Linked DNA regions of Homo sapiens: region 2 is linked to region 1. A link is an interaction called in ENCODE POLR2A ChIA-PET data of the cell type or tissue named here. Cell type or tissue: PC-3. All regions are shown on one strand.

Region 1 (2,500 bases):
CAATGCAACAGAATAGAGAGCCCAGAAATGAACGCTCATATATATCATCAATTGATTTTTGACAAATGTGCCAAGAATACACAATGGGAAAAGGATAGTCTTTTCAATAAATAATGCTTAGAAAACTTGATATTTACATGCAGAAAAATGCAGTTGGACCCTTACCTCTCACCACACACAAAAGTCAACTCAAAATGGTTAAGGACTTAAATGAAAGGCCAGAAACTATAAAACTACTAGAAGAAAACATAGGAGGGGAAACTATATTATGTTGGTTTATTGGATCTGACCCCAAAAAGCATAGGCAACAAAAGAAAAAAATAGACAGATGAGATTACATGAAACTAAAAAGCTTCTGTACATCAAAGAAAACAATTAACAGTATGATGAGACAGCCTATGGATTGGGAGAAAATACTTGGAAACCATACATCTGATAAAGGGTTAATATCCAAAATATGTAAGGCACTCAACTCAATAGCAAGAAAACAAAACACCCAGTTTAAAAATGGGCAAGGGATTTGAATAGACACTTCTCAAAAGAAGGCATACAGATAGCCAGTAGATATATGAAAAAATGTTTAATTGCTAATTATAGGGAAATGCAAATTAAAACCACAATAAGATATCTTACACCAGTCAGCATGGCTGTTGTATTAGTCCATTTTCACACTGCTGTCAAGAACTGCCCAAGACTGGGTATTTTATAAAGAAAAGAGGTTTAATTGACTCACAGTTCCACATGGCTGAGGGGGGCCTCAGGAAATTTGCAATCATGGCAAAAGGTAAAGGGGAAGCAAGGACCTTCTTCACATGGTGGCAGGAGAGAGAAGTGCAAGCAGGGGAAATTCCAGACACTTATAAAACCATGAGATCTCCTGAGAATTCACTCACTATCATGAGAACAGCACTGGGGAAACCACCCCCATGAACTAGTCACCTCTCACCAGGTTCCTCCCTCGACACCTGAATTGCAATTCAAGATGAGATTTGGGTGGGGACACAAAGCCTAACCATATCAGCTGTTTTCAAAAAGACAAAAGTTAACAAGTGTCAGTGAGGATATGGAGAAAAGGGAACCCTTGTATACTCTCAGTGGGAACATAAATTAATTCAGCTGTCCCTCAGTATCTGTTAGGGGATTGGTATCAGCACCCCATGTGGATAGCAAAACCCATGGATAGTCAAATCCCTTGTGTAAAATGTTGTAGTGTTTGCACATAACCTATGCACATCCTCCTATATACCTTAAATCATCTCTAGCTTATACCTAACACAATGTAAATGCTATGCAAATAGTTGTTATACTATATGTTTAGGGAATAATCACTACAAAAAAAATCTGCACATGTTCAGTATAGACACAACCTTTTTTTTTTTTTTTTAAGACCAAGTCTCGTTCTGTTGCCCAGGCTTCAGTGCAGTGGCATGATCCTGACTCACTCCAACCTCCGCCTCCTGGGTTCAAGCGATTCTCCTGTCTCAGCCTCCCGAGTAGCTGGGATTATGGGCTTATGCCACCACGCCTGGCTAATTTTTTGTATTTTTTAGTAGAGATGAGGTCTTGCCACGTTGACCAGACTGGTCTCAAACTCCTGGGCTCAAGCGATCGAACTGCCCTGGCCTCCCAAAGTGCTGGAATTATAAGTGTGAGCCACCATGCACAGCCAACAACAATCCTTCTTTCCTTAAAGAAAAAAATATTTTTCATCCATGGTTGGTTGAATCCACAATTGCAGAATCCATGTATTCTAGGGCCAACTGTATGTCCATATATTCAGAGGGCCAACTGTATAGCCATTATGGATGACTGAAAGCAGGTTCCTCCAAAAACTAAAAATAGAATTATATGATCCAGCAATTTCACTTCTGGATATTTACCCAAAAGATTTGAAATGTTTTTTTTTAAGGGCAGAGTCTTGCTCTGTGGCCCAAGCTGGAGTGCAGTGGCATGACTGTAGCTCACTGCAGCCTCAAACTCAGGGGCTCAAGCAATCCTCCTGCCTCAGCCTCCCGAGTACCTGGACTACGAGTGTATGCCTCCACACCTGACTGATTTTTTAAAAATTTTGTAGAGGCAGGGTTTCACTATGTTGCGCAAGCTGGCCTTGATCTCCTGGCCTCAAGCAGTCCTCCCACCTCAGTTTTCCAAAGTGCTGACTTCACAGGTGTGAGCCGCCACAACTGTCCTGAAATTATTTTTTCAAAGAAATGTCTGCATTTCCATGTTCATTGCAACACTGTTCACAATAGCCAAGTTATGGAATCAACCTAAGTATCAGTACCATCAACAGATGAACAGATAAAGAAAATGTAGTATATATATCCAATGCAATACTAGTCAACCTTGGAAAAGAAGCTATGAGTTCTGTCATTTGTCTTTGGCGTTAGTTTTTTGAAGTTTAATTGTGATGTGTCTTTGAATTCATTTATGTGGGTTTTCCCCATTTGGAGTTTTCTCAACTTCTTGTAGGTTTCTGTGTCTTGCCACATTTCAAAGT
Region 2 (2,500 bases), 110 kb before region 1:
GGCAGTTACTCCTGTGACTGGCTTTCTGTAGTTTTCTGTCACCATATCTCCATTTTTTTTCCTCTTTGTTTGCTCTTCCTTACTTAGTCTTAATTGGTGGTGCTTATTTTTCCATCTATTTCTAAAGAATAAATGTTCTCTGGGTTAGTTATTTCCTTATTCTTATTTTTTAAAATAAACTTTGCTTTTTAGAGTAGTTTTAGGTTCACATCAAAATTGTAAAACACAGAGTTTCCATATATTCACTGGTCCCACAGACATACAACCTCTCCCACTATCAACATCCTGCACCAGAGTGGTACATTTGTTATAGTTAGTGAACCTACATTGACACATCATTGTAACCAAAAGTTCATAGTTTACATTAGAATTCACTTGGTGTAGAACATTGAGTGGCTTTTGATAAATGTTTAATGTTATGTAGTCATTATAGTATCATGCAGGACAGTTTCACCGCCCAAAATATCCTCTGTGGTCTGCCTGTTCATCCCTCCTGACCAGCTTTTTGCTGTTTCCATAGTTTCGCTTTTTCCAGAATGTCATATAGTTGGAATTATAGAATATGTGGCCTTTTCATATTGGCTTCTATAACTTAGTAATATGCATTTAAAATTCCCATATATCTTTTGATGGCTTTATAGCTCCTTTTTTTAAAGTGCTTAAAATATAGGGCTTTTTTCTCTCTTGCTCAAAAAAAAATCAGGATATAGTTGCTTAATGTTCTGTCAGTGACTTATGGGCTAAGAGGTTTGCTGGTGCTAAACTCTTAGCACCAGCTAAATCACATTTAATTGTGTGGATATACCACAGTTTATTTATTCAGTCATCTACTGAAAATCATCTTTGTTGCTTCCAAGTTTTGGCAGTTATGAATAAAGTTTCTATAAACACCCATGTGCATTTTGTTTGTATGGACCCAGGTGTTTTCAGCTCATTTGAGTATGTACTAAGGAGTGCAATTTCTGGATCATACGTAAAAATATGTTTAGTTTTATAGGAAACTGCCAATTGTCTTCCAAGATAGTTGTACCATTTTGCTTTCCCACCAGTAATGAATGAGAGCTTCTGTTGCTCCATATTCTCACCAGCAGTTGATGTTTCTTTTTTGTAGTCTTCTCAATTTAATCTTTTCCTATGGCATCACCTATCATTTTTGTCCTAATGACTCTATGTCTGCTCTTCCACTTGAATATCTTAATGTCTGCTTAACCACAGCAAATTTGAAACCAAATGCCTAATTTGACTCTGTAAGCCTTCTACCCGGGAAGGAGTCAGGACCTGAGTCAAACACTATTGACTTTATAACTCAACATTTATTTCCAGTCATACTCTCCTTTGCATGACTCTGCTATAGACACTGGAAAAGTTAAATACTTTCTCAGCTTTTCTTTTTACCAGTGAGTCATAAAAGCGAATCTGCAGCAGTAGGGGAGGAGGAAAGAGGGGCATCTTTGTAAAAGTTTTTGTTTTCCTTAGATAAGGGCAGATGAAGTAAACATCACTCCTTCCTCCCTTCTTATTACATGCTGTCTGAAACTGCAGTAGTCATTTTATAGTCATGAGACAAAGGCCAAGGGTAGCTGGCTGTAACACCATTGAACCTCTTAGCCAATGAGCCACTGACAGAACGTTAAGCAACTATATCATCAGCAACTTTTTGGGGGGCAAGATAAAATAGCCCTATATTTTAAATCATTCTTTATGGTTTTCTATTATTTACTGCCAAATTGGTCTATTAACATCTATCAATTAATGGTACTACCATCCTTCTAGGCATGTAGGCTAAGACAGTTGATATAATCTTCATATCCTCTCAAGCTTTCCCCTGCCAAAAAACAATTCAGCATTCAGTCTTGACAGGAGTGCGGTGGTTATTTCTTTCCTATTTTTATGCCTTTTTTTTTTTTTTTTTTAAGAGACAGGCTCTTTCTTTTTGCCCAGGCTGGAGTGCAGTGGTATGATCATAGCTCACTATAACCTCCAATTCCTGGGCACCAGTGATCCTTCTGAGTCCAGTATTACTGAAGCAGAATGTTTGACAAAAGTAGCTGAAATCTTAAACTCTGACTTTACTATTTTTAAAACTTTTTAAAATTAAAATTATCTTTAAAAATTTACAAGTTTATTAAAATCATAATGAGATATCATGTCACACCAATTGAATGGCTAAAATGAAAAAATACTGATATACTAAATGTTGACAGGATGTGGAGAAATTGAATCTTTCATACATTGCTGTTAGGAGTGTAAAATGGTACAGCTACTTTGGAACATTGGCAGTTTATTATAAAGTTAAATTTATACTTACCATATAACCCAGCTATTGCACTCCTGGATCTTTATCTCAGAAAAATGCAAATGTATTTTAACACAAATCATGTACATAAATGATCATAGCAGCTTAATTCATAATTGCCCAAAACTAGAAAGAAGCCAAATTTAGTAGGTCAACAGATGAATGTCCACACAATAGAATATTACTCAACAATAAAAGGAAACA

What was found. ChIA-PET counts read pairs that join two places held together with the same protein. Peaks named below come from ENCODE experiments on the same cell type or tissue, not always from the same donor. Only the 100,000 strongest peaks of a DNase experiment are listed, where the experiment ranks them.
Region 2: POLR2A ChIA-PET joins it to region 1 with 6 read pairs; 2 of 35 experiments call an interaction of 5 or more read pairs at or near these places.

Annotation. Positions count from the first base shown.
Region 1 is chr14:37,481,747-37,484,246 of GRCh38, forward strand. All of the region lies in intron 11 of MIPOL1 (mirror-image polydactyly 1), which reads left to right. Among named protein-coding and RNA genes, the nearest start is that of FOXA1, 110 kb to the right of the region's middle. In PC-3, no CTCF peak of the experiment used is centred here; no DNase peak of the experiment used is centred here.
Region 2 is chr14:37,375,852-37,378,351 of GRCh38, forward strand. The region is part of intron 10 of MIPOL1 (mirror-image polydactyly 1); the gene reads left to right. Among named protein-coding and RNA genes, the nearest start is that of MIPOL1, 180 kb to the left of the region's middle. In PC-3, no CTCF peak of the experiment used is centred here; a DNase peak (open chromatin) is centred at 1,280; H3K27ac peaks cover 1,084 bases.